Linked DNA regions of Homo sapiens: region 2 is linked to region 1. The links are chromatin loops, found by intact Hi-C in ENCODE. Cell type or tissue: heart right ventricle. All regions are shown on one strand.

The links. Hi-C counts contacts between places; a loop is a spot of excess contacts. Peaks named below come from ENCODE experiments on the same cell type or tissue, not always from the same donor. Only the 100,000 strongest peaks of a DNase experiment are listed, where the experiment ranks them.
Region 2: a loop joins it to region 1, with 2.0 times the contacts of the local background. A loop is called at or near these places in 3 of 110 quality-filtered maps.

Annotation. Positions count from the first base shown.
Region 1 is chr2:109,491,083-109,499,082 of GRCh38, reverse strand. The region is part of intron 9 of SH3RF3 (SH3 domain containing ring finger 3); the gene reads right to left. It also overlaps a transcript of RANBP2 not described here. Among named protein-coding and RNA genes, the nearest start is that of SEPTIN10, 120 kb to the left of the region's middle. In heart right ventricle, a CTCF peak has its summit at 3,638 (motif pointing right); DNase peaks (open chromatin) are centred at 1,023 and 3,712; H3K27ac peaks cover 1,770 bases.
Region 2 is chr2:109,406,757-109,414,756 of GRCh38, reverse strand. The region is part of intron 4 of SH3RF3 (SH3 domain containing ring finger 3); the gene reads right to left. It also overlaps a transcript of RANBP2 not described here. Among named protein-coding and RNA genes, the nearest start is that of MIR4266, 97 kb to the right of the region's middle. In heart right ventricle, no CTCF peak of the experiment used is centred here; a DNase peak (open chromatin) is centred at 4,132.

The DNA of each region.
Region 1 (8,000 bases):
ACAGCTGAGGCTCCTTTTGGGCAAAGGCTCAGAGGGCTCCAGCAGTCCCCATCCCTCTCAGAGGAGGGGCCACAGTCTAAACGCCCCAGCATTCCCAGGCCCTCCACACTGCGCCCTTCCCACTCCACCAGCTCTGCCCTGCCGCGCCCTAGCGACCCCAGGTGCACCCACCTCAGGGCTCCTCCATATGCTGCTCCCTCTGCCCAGAACGCCCTTCCCTGTGTGGCCACGCCGGGCCTGCCCTTTCCCAGCTCTTACCATCTTCCACTGCCCAGCCATTCACCTGTTTACCCAACCCATCCTGCCTCCTGCACCAGTCTGCAAGCCCCATCGCCACAGGGATTACTGCACACCTGCTCCAAGTGTGGCTCACATACTTCAGGACCCCCCACAGTTCCCTGGGCCCATCCTGGACCTACTTGATACTACTTAGGGGGAATGAACTAGGGAATGTGGATTTTCAGCAGCTCTGGGAGGGAATGCTTGCACATTGGTGTCTGAAAATCGAGCTGAGTGCATGCTCAGGGAGGAAGCCTTTGCCCTTCCCCACCCCACGTGTTCACAGAGCCTGGGGCGCAGAAGCCATGGCTTTGGGGCAGTTTGGCTTGGTGCCAGGCTCAGGAAAAATGTGCAGACAGGAGACCAAGGCCCAGTCCTATGGAGTGCACAGCCCCTGGGCACACAGGCCCAGCTTGCACCAGGCTGGCAAGAGGAGGAGGCATGGAGGATGGGCTCCTGAGGCTGACTTGGGGGTGCAGTGTTCCTACTCCTGGGGAAGCAGAACAGGCCAGGTTCTGGGTCGCAGTCCCGAATACCAGCCAACTCTAAGTGTCTCAGAGCATCTACGGGTGCACGATGGTTGGACTGGTTCCCATGGGCTATCTGCCGGCGAACCAGACTCTGCTCTCAGGGACATGCAGGCGGGAAGGAAGGAGGGCAGGCGGAGGCACCTCCTTCCTCCCAGCTCAGCGTCTCTGTGAGGGCTTCCTGCTGGCCCTCCTTCAAGGAGGACAGATGGCTGCCGGGATGCAGCCAGCGGTCTGTGAAATCAGACAGCATACACACAAACTGAGGCTGCGAGGGCCCACAGGATCAGCGCCATCCTACCTGTGGCCTTCTGCCATCCTCCACCTCTTCCAAACACCTGCTCCTCCTCTCTCTTCCCCAAGGAAAGAAAGGAAGGCAAAGGGCGAGATGATTTCTCAGACTTTGAATGCAAGTTTTGGCTTTTGCCTCAACTTCCAGATGTGAAATAAACAAGCAGCTTTAAAAATATAATTTGTTAGAAAGATGTAATTTGGTGCTTCTGAGCAATTCAATGATTTAATGAGCCCAGATGGATGTGGGCTGAATTTATACGAGACAAGTGTTTAACGTTTCTGTCCAGATCATTCCAAGACTCTGAGCTGTTCTTCCTGCTGCAGGAAAGTAATTGATACTCCCCGTTATAGACACAGAGCGCCGTTGTCGTGTCCGTGTCAGCAGCTGAGGATGACAGCTACTCCCAGGTCACAACTGTGCGTCATAAATCAGCAAGCAACTCTGCCCTGCTGAGTATAATTAAGGTTATGGCAACCACAGCTAATTTTCAGACACAGGGCTCAAGGAATCCAAATGGGCAAAATCAGAATGAATTCTCATTCCATTATTATTACCATTAGCTCTGTGTGCGAGGTTTGGATGTTCTGCTTTCCTTGGGGGTCGTCTGCTTCCCTCCCTGACAACAGAGTCTGCAAAGTGGCCCTCCATGTGGTAGCCTTTTCAGAGCACTTGCTCCAACACAGGAAGACGAATGAGCCCCTGAGTCCATGGAATGTGCTGGTAACAGAGTGGTGTCTGCTAGGAACTTGGGGATAAGAATACTTCTATACCCTGGACACTAAACTGTAATATCAACACACATATTAGTTGTTTATGGCTATAACGAATGACCATAAATGTAGTGGCATCATACTATAAAAATATATTATAGTTCCGTCCATCAGAACTCCAACGTGGTCTCACTGGGCCAAAATCAAGGCATCTGCAAGGCTGGTTCCTCCTGCAGGCTCTAGGGTAGAAGCTGTTTCCTTGCCTTTCCAGTTGCTAGAAGCTGCCTTCATCCCTTCTCTGGAGGCTTCTTCCTCCATCTTCAAAGGGGAGTGCTCACATCATGCCACTCTGACCTTCTCCTCTGCCTCTCTCTTCTACTCATAAGGACCCTTTGTGATTACACAGGGCCCACCTGGATAATCCCGGGTAATCTCTTTATTTTAAAGTCAGCTGGTTAGCAACTTTAATTCCATCTGCAACCTGATTTCTCTTTGCCATGTATGGTAACATAGTCATGAGTTTTTAGGGTTTAGGGCATAGACATCTTTGGGGGCCATTATTCTGCTCACCACACACATAATGGATCAGATCAAGGAACGCTGAAATCCTAACAAAGCCATATAACTCACAGGCCATCAAGAGCTGAGGATGAGCTGATCCGATGTGAACATCTGGGGAGAAGCAGGTCAAAGGGGCAGGAGTCGGCCAGGCCGTGCTGCAGGTGCCCTCACCCTCACTGACTTACTATTATCATAGATGTCACAGCATATGTTACTATTAGAGAGGTCATAGTGAAAGGTGAAGCCAGCTGGACTTCCTGGGTCGAGTGGGGACTTGGAGAACTTTTCTTTCTTATGAGAGGATTGTAAAATGCACCAATCAGCACTGCAGCTAGGAGTGTAAAATGCACCAATCAGCACTCTGTAGCTAGCAAGAGGATTGTAAAATGCACCAATCAGCACTCTGTAAAATGCACCAATCAGCGCTCTGTAGCTAGCAAGAGGATTATAAAATGCAGCAATTAGTGCTCTGTAAAACGCGCCAATCAGCACTCTGTAAAATGCACCAATCCGCACTCTGTAAAATGCACCAATCAGCAGGATCCTAAAAGTAGCCAATCACAGGGAGGATGGAAAAAAGGGCGTTCTGATAGGACAAAAACAGAACATGGGAGGGGACAAATAAGGGAATAAAAGCTGGCCACCCCAGGGCAACCCGGTGGGTCCCCTTCCATGTGGAAGCTTTGTCCTTTGCTCTTCACCGCGAAGGTCTGTGGCTCAATTCTTGAAGTCAGTGAGACCACGAACCCACCAGGAACCAACTCTGGACACAATAGCATATATTATTATTGTTGTGTTTAGTGTGCACTCATACTTTTTCTGGTGTTAATCTAGGTGATTTACAAGTATTATACCCAGACATGTATTATTATCCCCATTTTATGTATGTGGAAACTAGGACTATAAAAATGAAGAAAGGGGGCCAGGTGCAGTGGCTCACGCCTCACGCCCAGCACTCTGGGAATCCGAGGTGGGCGGATCACTTGTGGCCATGAGTTTGAGACCAGCCTGGCTAACATGGCGAAACCCCGTCTCTACTAAAAATACAAAAATCAGCCAGGCATGTCAGTGGACGCCTGTAATCAATCCCAGCTACTTGGGAAGCTGGGCACAAGAATTGCTTAAATCTGGGAGGCGGAGGTTGCAGTGGGCCAAGATTGCACCGCTGCACACTCCAGCAGACAGAGTGAGACTTTGTCTCAAAAAAAAAAAAAAAAAAAAAAAAAAAAAAAAGGAATGAAAGATATTCAGGATGAAATGGCCGGTAGGTGGCCCAGAGTGTCTGTCTACTCAAAGCCTCTCTACGATACTTGATACTGCCAAGGTGCAGAAGAGCCAGGAGGCAGGCATCCAGTGGGCAGGAGGGGCTGGTCCCAGAACTCAGCTTGCCTGGCCCTGCACCAGAACAGACCAGGGTTGGTGTAGCTGGGGAACTGGGGCATTAGACGGTTCTAACCTGATGCCATGTGCATTTGCTGCCTGCATTTCCCATGACCACACCCGTATTCTGAGTTCCACAAGCAACTTCTGGAAATTCAGCTCCCTCTGCACATAGTCCGCAGGACAAGAATATGCCAGACACCTAAAGATGAGGTCCTCTTGGAAGGAACGGGGCATGGCCCTCTAGGTGACTTACACCCCAGGCTCGTGGGCTTGGCTCATAAGTCTACTTACGAGACTGGCCTGCTGCCTGCCAGCTGCTGGGGCAGGGCAGCTGAGCCTGCCAGCCTCGCTGACCCGGCCCCAGATTGCTGCTCACAGTACACTCCCCTAGTCCTTTCTCAGAGGAGCTCCCTCTGCAGCACCTTCTACTTGAATGTCCTTCCTCTGAGAGTGGAGAGGAGAGCAGCGCCCGCTCTCTTTCCAGAGTCTTGAAAGAGATGGTTGAGATCTGGAGGAGTCTGGGCACAGGAAAGGCCCAAGAAATGCAGGCAGCAACACTGCCCATTCCTCCTTGGCATTTTGGGGTGGAAACCTTGACCCTGACAGCCCATACTGCCCTGCTGCCTGCATTCCCACTTTCATGATCACAGGTGGGCCTTGCACACCTGAGGCCCTCCAGGAGTGCTTGGCAGCTGAGTGTTCTGGCCCCACTGCAGGGACTCTCACCTCTGCACAGGGCGCAGCCCAGCAGCTCCTCCTCCAAAGTAAGCCTGGAAGTAAGTTTTACTCACAAGTCTGCAGGGCCCAAGTCCAAGTGCTCTCTGGTGCTGTCCCAGCCCGAGGAGTCAGCATTTTCCCAGTCATGCCCTCAGCTCCGACCTGCTAGGGCTCCCCAGGATACCAGGCAGCCTGTGGCTACCATGTTGAGGGGAGGGGGCACTTCTGGGGCTCATGAGCAGTTTGGTTTCAGGCTGTTTTTTGGAAACACTTCTCTTTAATGAGTGCTACAGAGTGCTTGGGTGCAAGGAGCCACCAAAGAGTCTCTGGGTACAATGACCCCTGATTAGATGGAACACTCAGAGAACGGGAGTGAGTCTCTGAATTTTCTAATTCATCAGAGATGCCCATGACTTTATAGAAACAGGGTCTTTCAATACTTTTTATTGAGGTGTCTGGAAGTCATGTCTTTGAAGATAAAGTTGAGGGGTCTGGGGAAGAAGGATCCTAGGGGAGACATGAGAACAGCTTTGAACTATCCCAAAGTCTGTCATTCTCACGAGCCGGCAGACCAACTCTGTGACTCCAGACAAGGGCCAGGACCCATCCGGAAAACACAGGCAGCAGGTGTTGGTCCCATGAAGGGAGGTTCTGATGCGGAGGAGACTCCTTAGGAGAGGATGAGAGGTGGAGGAAGTGGAGGAGGAGGAGAGAAGGAAAGAGAAGGTGGGTGTGTGTTGTGTGTCTGAATATGTGTTTGTATTATGTGGTTGCTTGATGTACAATTTGTGTATAGTGTGTGTATCTGTGTGTTATGTGTGTTTGCCTGGTGTGTGTGCAGTGCATGTTTGGTGTGCAGTGTGTGTGTCTGCATAATGTATATGGTGTGTGTTTATGGTGTGTATGTATGGTGTGTGGTGTGTGTATGGTGTGTGATGTGTTTGTATAATATGTGTGTGTATGGTGTGTGTTTGCAGCATGTGTGGGGTGTGNGTTTGCAGTGTGTGTGGTTTGTGTGTATTGTGTGTGGGGTGTGTGCAGTGTGTATGGTATGTATGTGTATGGTGTGTGAAGGGTGTGGGTATGCAATGGTGTGTGTGAGGTATGTGTTTGTATGGTGTATGTGGGGTATGTGTTTGTATGTATAGTGTATGTGGAGTGTGTTTGCACATGTGTGTAGTCTGTGTTTGCATGATGTATGTGTGGTGTGTGTGGTGTCTGTACCATGTGTGTTTGCAGTGTGTGGCATGTGTCTGTTTGTATGACGTATGTGGGGTGTGTTTGTATGGTGTACGTATATTTGCATGGTGTGCATGGTGTGTGTTTCTATGGTGTACGTGGGGTGTGTGTTTGCAGTGTGTGTGGTGCGTGTGTATATGCTGTATGTGTAATGTGTGAGTGTTTATATGATATATGTGTGGTGTGTGTGTTTGCATGGCGTATGTGTGGTGTATGTGTTTTGTATGATGTATGTGGGGTATGTGTGTTTATATGATGTATCTGTGGTGTATGTGTATGTTTGTATGTATGGTGTATGTGTGGTGTGTGTGTTTGTATGATGTATGTGGGGTATGTGTTTGTATGGTGTATGTGTGGTGAGTGTATGTTTGCACAGTGTGGTGTGCAGTGTGAACCCAGTCCCCCAAGGGCCTGGGGCCCTGTAGAGGGGAAGGCACTTCTCCCTGTGGGTGTGGCTGTAGGGGCTGGGACTGGCATGGCAGTGCTGATGGATCTGCAGGACCCAACAATGGTGCAGCCCCTGGAGGAGCTGTGACATGTCCCACGATGTCCACAAGCTGATAATAGGCCCTGTGACTACACAGGACTGGGGGTGCTGCTGACTGCGCACCCTACAGAGAGGTAGCTCAGGGCGTGGGCCATGAGGTCAGAAAGTCCTCAGCTGAATCTCTGGCTTGGCCACTAACTAGCTGTGTGATCTTGGGCCAGTTACCTAGCCTTTTACAAAACCTCGGTTTCCTCATCTGTAAAACGAGGATAACTGATTTCATAGGGTTCGTGGGAAGGTTCACTGAGACTACACACATGTAGCGCTTGGGGAAACATAGAAGGCAGGGCCTGGCTGTCCTGGGCATGCGTAGCCGGAATCCATGCCCACTGCTGAGTGTTCTGAACGTCACCCCTGTGCAGAACACCCAGCTCTTGTGATGCTAACAGCAGGTGTACATGCGACTTCCGTTCTCACTGGTTAGCAGAAGTCAGTAGCTGCGGGTTCTGCAGAGAGCCCTGTCCACTCTGGAGCCCCAGGCCTAGCCCCATAGGCTTGGCGCTAGGCATCATCTCTGTCAGGGCTGGCAAACTGCGCCTGCGGCTAATTTGTGTAGTCTTAGAGCTGTGAATGTTGTCACATTTTGAAATGGTTGAAAAAGAAATCAGAAGACTATTTCATGACCTACGAAAATTGTACGAAATTTAAATTTCAGTGTCCACAAGTAGGGGTTTACTGGGACACCGGCCCATTCATCTACATACAGTGTGTGGCCACGCTTCCACCGTGAAGGCAGAGGACGTGGTCACCACAGACACAGCAGGACTGCAACATCTGCAGTGTTTACCATCTGGCCCTTGACGAAGAACCTGTGAAGCTAGAAAACTATACAGAAGAATATGTGAGGATAGAAAACTAGACCTCTGATCTAGATAGACCCCGTCTCATTCCCCACCTGGCACTGGGAATGGCGTCTGGGAGGGCAGCAGGTGTTCAGGGCAGAGGCTGCCTTCCCGGGTTGCAGGCACCCGAACGGCCAAGGGAGGAAAGGTTCTGGCAGAAACACCAGGACTGTCTTTTTGGGAGGTTGTTTGTGTTTTATTATTTCAGCAATGTTACAATGTGTAGGCACTCAGTAAGGATCATATCTTTCTACCATCCTAACCTGACAGCCATCGTATCTCTCTGTGATGCCTCCAGCTTTTACCTGAGAGCCCTTTTAGGATGGATAACTCACACAGGGGGATCCAAGCCAGGTACGCCTCTAGCCCCAGGTGAAACCCAAGCACCTGCAGCCCCACAGCCCACAGCCTTAGTGGGCCATGTTGCCTCAACCAGACTCAGTTTCCAGATCGGTAAAAACCTAGGCTGAACTATGTGAAGTTGCTAGTAAGCATCGAAATGAATGAATATGGGCAATTTCAAAGGGTTCAGTCTGACGGACTATATACCCTTGAAGCCATGATAATTCAAGGGATATAGACTTGAAGCCGTCTTGAGTAACATCACAATTCTAAGACGCCGAGTGGGTTGAGGCTTGCGAGGGAAGAGCTGCTCCCTGAGTGGGACACATAGGCCCACTGGGGACTCAGCCCAGGGGCCTGCTCCAGGATCCCCCAGGGTTGAGGGGGCACAGACCACTCACTGCCTAGTCTCCCACTATTTGCACTCAGAAACACTTGGTCCTGACACATTTCCTGATGGCTCCTTTGCAATCCCAAACTCAGGAATCAGATGGATGCAGAACATGAAATAACACTCCAGTTCCCAGACTCGTTTCATCCAGCACTCACCACCCAAGC
Region 2 (8,000 bases), 84 kb after region 1:
CAGAGGCCATGGGCTCAGTGCTGGACACGCAGTGTTTGGTGTGCCTGGAGATGTCTCAGTGTGGATGATGAGGGTGCTGGTAATGCCAATCAGGAGCTCAGAAGGGACTGGCCTGGGCAGCAGATCTGGGGTCATGTATGTATAGCTGATCTATGAGGCAATGCAGTCTTGTGGCAAAGCCCTTAGCTCCCAGGTGTGTGACCTGTGTTTGTGACCGTAGCCAAGATGGCGTCTGTGAGCCTCTGATTGCTCCTCGTGTCCATTGAGGGTCATGAACTTCTGCTCTGACCATGATGGTAACAGGGGCCAGGTTTACCCTCCTGCCTGAAAAAACTGAAAAACCAGATGAAACCTGAATCAATAGCTCCCAAGACTATAGAAATCAAGCAGTGGAGGACAGAGTCCCCAAGACATGAGAAGATGGGGTTGTGGCAGCTTGCATGGTCTAGACAGCTGGAGTATGAAGTCAGACAACCCACAGGCTATAAAGCAGTCACTCTAAGTACACAGAATAGGCCCTCAACAAAGGCTCGTGATCGTTGTCCTGAAGCCAACAGGGTAGACGGTGCAGTGGCCTGGGAGACAGTGAGGAGGGAGCATGCCCTGGCCCCATCTGCGGGACACCACCCAGAAGAGGGCCCTGAAGGAGGCCAAGATGGGGCAGCCCAATAAACAGAAGGAGACCCATAGCCCAGGGGAGATGGTGCTTCAGAGGGAATGTCATTGTCCATTGAGCTGCATGCTGTGGAATGGCCAAGGAAGCCAAGGACCTAGAAGGACCCACTGGTCTTGGGAATGCTGACATGCACAGGCGCTTCCTGGGGCAGGTGACTGCCCCTGCTGGACCACTGGTGGGGAGTTACACCTCTTGATCCCACTCATGGGATGCGGAAGACCCCAGTGTGCTCCCTGCAGGGAAAGCCCTCACTCCTGGCTTGGGCCAGTGGACCCACAGTCCCCTGGTTTCTGTCCCATTCTGCCATAGTTAGTAACAGAGAAGTCTGCAAACTCAGGTCCTACAAGGCATGGCCCTCATGACATGTCTATGCTGTGTGGAGGGCTGGTGGGGGCAGGCGTGCTGCCCCAGAGCACAGAATAGGGAGGGGAATGTGGGGGCCAGAGACGTTCTCATACAGCCCCAGGTCCTGGTGATTTGGGCTTGTAGACAAAGCTGTTCTCCATTCTAGAGCGGGAGAGACAGACAGGAAGACACAGAGACACAGAGAGAGACAGAGGTAGACAGACAGAGATAGAAAGAGACAGACAGACAGAGACAGGGCAGGAAAAAAAGCCTGTAGCCCCGGCAGTTTCCTGTTAAGAATGAATCCTAAAATAACCAGACAGGCCTGGGGTGGTGGCTCACGCCTGTAATCCCAGAACTTTGGGAGGCCAAGGCAAGCAGATCACCTGAGGTCAGGAGTTCGAGACCAGCCTGGCCAACATGGTGAAACCCTGTCTCTACTAAAATACAAAAATTAGCTGGGCATTGTGGCAAGCACCTGTAATCCCAGTTACTTGGGAGGCTCAGGCAGGAGAATCGTTTGAACCCATGAGGCGGAGGTTGCAGTGAGCTGAGATCACGCCACTGCACTCCAGCCTGGGCGACAGAGCAAGACTCTATCTCAAAAAATATATATATAAAATAATGATAATCAGACAAGTCAGAAAGGAGGTACAGGTAAGGATTTCGCAGCAGCACTGTTTATGATACGAAAAACCTGCACTCCTGAAGTTCCAGGGTGTGGGGCTGGCAGGCTGACAAGGACACAGAATGCCCCACTGCCGCCTGTGCCGTGGTCTCCATGGACAGGCCTGGAGGGCCATGTAGGGTATGCAGAGTGGAAATGGAGGTGACAGCATTGCATATGAAGGCTTATCTAATTTCTGACAGTGATACGTGTATTTTCATGGCAAGAAGTCAGGAAACTTACATACCAAACCATAACTTTGCTCCTTTGGGGAGTTGCCTTTTGGGATAATTTTATTATTTTTTAATCTACACTTTAATATCAAGTGACAATGGTTTCCTGAAACATTTCCACAGTGGTATGAGAAGAATAACAGAGTTAACACTTGAGGTCTGGCTGACGGTAAGCCCGTATCTTTCTCGATCCCCCATGTGCCATCTTTGTCAGGGGATCCTGGGAGCTGACAAAGGGCAGGGGTGACCCTGCAGCACCAGCAGGGGCTGGGCTGGCAGTTCTGTGCTCCCAGGCACTGGCACTCTGCTCTGCAGCAGCGGGAAGAGTGGGAACCTAAGATGATAGGCACGCACTGGTCCTGCTGTTGTTACCATGCCTGCTGTCCTGTTCAGATAAATGCTCCAGAAACAGCCAAGCTGTCCCAAACCAGCATAGCACAAGCAAAGCACAGCCAGAGCCACGCTGGGGCCACACTGGGAGGGTGGCCTGCCTGAAGCCTGCCCCGGCACTTGGATCTCCACCTCCCAATGTCCTGGAGCTGCTCAAGCCATACTCCAATGAAAGGGGGGCAATGTGTTTGGCCAGGAGAGACCAAGGAGACTGTGTTTTGTCTGCTGGGCAGAGGCTGAAGGCTAGGCTGAGAGTGCACACTGTGCGGAGCACACGCATCGTGGACCACGGCGGCCGAAGGCTCACCATCCCATCTGTGCCGGCATCCACCGACTGCCCTGCGTGAGTCCAACGTAAAGCAACCCACAGGGCTCGGTGTCAGGAGGCTCGGGAGGGCTCAGCCAAGGAACCTGAGGTGTGGACAGTGGGAGCTGCCACAGGGCCCATTCAGGGGTCTGGGGCCTTGGCCACCCTGACACAGGCTGTCCCTAAAGACAGCAGGAGGGAGACATTCTGCCGGCTTCACTGGAATCCTGGCCTTCAGCTGACACTTGATATGGCAAAAGCTCCAAGCAAATATGTGGGATTTAACAGTAAGCTATTACTTAGAGCTGGAATGAAGAGCAGAGAGAGGTCAGATGTGTGGAAATGCTTTTTCCCAAAGGTCAAGATGAAGAATGCCTAAAACTGACATGGCTGAGCGTGGCTCCCGTGTGGCCGGCCTTCCTAGCATGGGTGTGTGGTGTGGTACCCAGGGCGAGGGGTGCGAGGGACATCCTGCTGTGTAGGAGGCAACGCTGGGCTGGGCTCTGCCCTCAGGGATATGAAAACTAAAAGTACAAAGAAATGAGTGGCACACTGGTCGTGGCTTCCCGATGCTGATGGGGTCAGTCCATCCTCTGAATCTGGTCTCTGTTGCTACGGATGCAAACGAGCAGCAATTTGCTGGTGGCCAAGGTGGGAGGGGGTCAGGGGTCCTCCCACTGACAGGCTCAGCAGCACGCTACTGGGGGCCACAGGCCCAGCTGTACAGAATGTGACTCCCAAGAACACGAGGCCTGCTGAGGGGCAGAGATGAGCAGCCACTGCTAACCCTGGCAGGAACTAACTGCAGGGAAAGGGGCCTCTCCTTTAAATGACTGTAATTGGGAACTCCTGAGTAAAGGCACAGACTTCCACACGGCCAGCATCCTGCAAAGCCTGAGCTGCGCACTGCCTGGATGTACTTTCAGCCCCCAACCAATGGCGCCTCTCCCCTGAAGTATTCATAACGAGGTTGAGAGTTGCTGACTGTGACACCAGGGACTTGAGGGCTCCTTGCCTCCAGCTCCAACCATGGTGCTTGGCCCTGGACGCAGGCCTGGCTTCCTCCTAACCACGAGCCACCTCTCTGATGCTGCTTTGATTTTTAATGGCTTAATTTTAAATGATTCTAGGCCTTAAGGGATTAGTAAAGACTTGGCAGGAGTGAGGGAGTCAGCCAGTGATAAAACAAGAAAAGAGAAAGAGCTCCAGGTGCCTTTGAGTAAAAATAACTGGGGACACAGCCCTCAGACAGATGTTCATCCTATCTCCAAGATCATCCAATGGAAATCTCTGCTCCGACTTCAAAGCCAAGTGCAGCCCTGTCTCCCACGAAGTCGCGCCTAGCAGCCCATGCCCAGGAAAGGGCTCTGACTATAATAAAGTACGTTTGCACCACGGTCTTTTTAAAAGGCTCCATAATGGATACCTGCCAGGATTTGGCCTAGGCAAGTGGACACACATGTTCCGAAGGAGCTGGCTGACATGCAGTGGCCCAGTTCTCTGAGTCACTGACCCTACAGAACAACTCCAGCAATCCCTCCCTCGGGCAGGATGCTCAACAACACAGCCTGTGAGCATTTCACATGAGCCCAGTAGTGCAAGGTCGGCTGGCAGGGCTACAGGTAGGAGAGGATGGCCTGTCTGATGGAACTTAGCACAAGCAAACAGTAAAGTGACAGCGTGCACGCTGATGCTGCCCCCTGGGTGCACGGAGCTGCAGGGGCCCTCCGCACCGAGGTCAGGGCTGGAGCTCAGTCTGACTGTGCAGTGCCCTGGATCCAGGCAAGCTCCATTGCTCCTGCATCTCTCTCCCTGTCACAGAGCTCACAGGTGAATGGCACACAGCGCTGGAGCTGCTAGTCAGTAAAGATTGGGCTGTCATCTGTGACGGCGATGTGTTTCATCAAATTCCAGCCTCCCCTGGTTGGAAGCCTGGTGTCAGCAATGGCTGCAGTGCTGTGGCCGCGGTTCCCCGATTCTAAACCGCCAGGTTGTAACCAGACACTAGAGCCTCCTCCGCTGCATTTTAATGGGGCCCCTAAGCAGTGGCTGGGAACCAGGCCGTATTAGTTCCCTGCTGGGATTACTAAAAGGGAAAAAAGAGGGTCTGGGCGTTGGCAGGCTGTACGGGGGCTCCGAGTCTCTTTCTTTGACACTATGGAACAGATGAAGACCCCAAGAAGAAACATCTCCTCATTTAAATGTTTAATGTAAGTCCAGAAAACACTGTCATCACCCCAAGGAGCAGTGAAATGGGCATGCATTATTCATCACTCGCTACCACTCCATTACACGGGGTGTAAATCAGACCCTCATGAACTTGCTTCCCAAAGAAAACTCTAGAATAAAACATTTATGGCTGATTCTTCTGCTTGATTCTGCAAAGAGGAGCAAGCAGCTTGTGTAGCCAGAGGCCCCGCGTGCCTCTCGATCTCCCTCTCGGGGAGGGCAGTGGCCGGGGAGCCCCAGTGAGGGAGTCTGTCCTGGGAGAGGCAGCAGCCACGCCTTCTGCCCACATAACTTCAGCACTCTCAGCTGGTGAGGGGAACTGCTTGCTCACCACTGAAGATGGAGGCCAAAACTCCCCTCCACTGCTGCCCACAAGCCACCTGCCCCCGTAGGAGTTCCAAATTTGCTGCTGGATATTTAATTCTCACCCACAGGTTGGATCTGGCCCAGTGTTCTGCTTTTGTGAATAAAGTTTTATTGGCAGCCAGCCATGCCCACCATCCACTGCTGTCTCCAGCTGCTCTGATACTGCAGGGTGGAGCTGAGTCACTGCGGCAGATACTACCTGGCTGCAAAGTCTAGATTATTTACTATCTGGCTGCTTCCTTTAGAACGTTTGCTGCCCCTGCTCTAGGTGTCTATGATGAGAAGATGAACCTCTTCCCCTTTCTGCCTTTGTCTTACTGGGCCAATAACTGGAACCAAAAAGTGAAAGTTGTGATCAAAAGCTTAACAAGGAATTCCCACAATATTACTAAGGCGAATGGATCAAAACAGTGGAATATGGGAGGAGAACATCCACAACCCGACTCCAGTTTGGTGAATGAAAATCTCAAAACGTCAACAAGGAAAGGGGAGGTCTGTTAAGGAAGTTATAGGACCCCTTTCTCGCCTACCCGGGGCTTCCCAAGCCTCAGCTAAGAAGCAACCTATCTTGCCCTGGAGCCTTTCTTCTATCAGGAAGAGCCGTGGATGGCCTCCGCTCATGGCCTTCCTCACAGCTCTCACTCGCCTGTTGCCTCTGATGGTAGGAAGGCCCTGGACCCCCCTCCCTGTGCGCACCCATCAGGCCAGAGGCTTCTCCATCCAGCTTTGCATAAAAGGCACAATATTCATCCACATCCAACTGTGCATCCATTCTGTCTTCAAACAGAAAGTGCCTCCTTTACAGGCGGTGGCTGCAGGAGGGGTGGACTTTGAAAAATCCTTTTGTTCAGCTCTAATTCAGTGTGTCCGTCTATCCATCCTTCTGTCTGAGAGTGCCAGTGCGGGGCATTGCCTGTACAGAGAGGGAAAGCACTCTCTTGCCGCAGCGAAGCTCACGGGCTGGTAGAGGGGACAGCGAATGGGAGGACGAGGTCCTGAGAGCGAACCCGGCCTGGGCGTGAGCGCGTGTGGGACCCCGTTTTTCTCGCCTCCCAAACCCACACTGCATCCAGATAATGCCTGTGGGGAGGTAGGTGGTTTAGCCTGGAGCGGGAGGGCAGATGAGCTCTGGCAGAGGGAGGGTGAGGCAGTCAGGAGATCTGGGTGGAGAAGGTTCTTAGCTCCTCACAGTCCTCCCGTCCAGGGCCATCATGGGTCTTCACATTACAGCCCTGAGGACACCGACCTCAGTGGCCTGGTTTCCTCCTGCTTTACCTGTACTGATCGAGGCCCTTCCTCCTTTCCACCCTCTGAGGCATGGACTGTGTGCTAGTCTCCTGGTGGGTCCCATGGGGCCTACCGGTGGGCATTCATGAACAACCCTCTGTGGATCCCTGCAGGATGTGGCTTCAACAGCTGCTAGGACAAGGGAGTGACTCTTCTGTGCTGCTAGCCAGCAAGTGCCCACCCAGAGCTCCCGGATGCTCTCCAAATGCCAAGAAGACCCAAGGATCTTTCCTGACTCTGCCCAAGGATGGCCTGGAGGCACAGGCAGAAACCCGTGGATCTGGTTCCTAGCTCGTCATAGCAGCAAAAGAAACACTGCCAGCACCCTGCACTGTGATTGGTAAGCTTTGCAATCGACAAAAATCATCAGGACGCCAGGTCACAGGCAGCCACGGTGTCCTCTGTCCCCACTTAAAGGCCAGGATTGGTAAGTCATGGAGGTACAGCTATTTCCAGATTTGTAGAAGAAAGTTTTCTTGTATAAGATTCTCACAATGCAATTTTTTTTTTATTCATCCCAGGCTCACTTGGTACTTTGTTTTGCCTCCCTATAAGGCATGTAATTAAATTTATAACTTTCTGAAAATGCTAAAAATAAGCCCAGGTGCTCTGCTATGCAGGCAGCTTGTACTCTGCAGTTGAGAGCTGGAGCTGGAGCCGGAGTTTGCACAGCTTATAAGCAGTAAGTCTGGGGGCTGCCAGGCCTGAGGCAGGAAGGTCCTGCTTCAGCTCCTTCAGCTTTTCCCCAGCACTTCCTCCTGCTTGAAGCATCTGTCTGTCTGTCCTGTGGCAGAGATAATAAGACCCAGCCAACACAGGAAGCTGCATAGAGACAAATAGCAGGTGGTGATGCATTTTAAAGTTGCCCAGAAGCTTCCATAAGGAACTCTCCTCATTTACTTCTCAGACACGAAGAGACTTGAGAAATGCTGTCTTTTGATGTTCTCCCTGCTGAATTTCAAACACTTCCCCTTCCATTGATTTTAAAGGGTATGTTCCTAATTTCCAAGGGTTGCTTATTTGGAGGTAATTTGTAAGCCATGGTGCTCTCCAGAACAGAGAAGCTGGCAAGGGCCAATGAAGGTGCTGGTCCTGGCTGGACGGCGAGTCAGCCTGCATCTGACCACACTCTGGACCCAGCAAGAGCCCCTGCCCAGAGGCAGGACACTCATGGGCAGTATTAGTGGGTATATGCTTGCACACAGCAGTGCAAGCATAGCCGTCAGAGCCACACTAGCCTTACTTTGGAAAGGTGTCGTCTCTTCCTTTGAAGCTTCCCAACTTCTGTGCTCAGAAATGCAAACTTGCTGAGTTGCAGGGAAGTGGCACCTGGGGACGGTTCTCCTCAAGGCCCCGCTGGACTCCATGTGCCCACCCCTCAACAGGGCGGGGCTGTAAGATTGGCTTCGACCACTGAAATGCGCATGAGCAGAGGCTTCCATGTAGCCTCTGCACTGGTTGCTTCATTTCTGCCCCTGCTATGGTCCTGGAGACATTCTA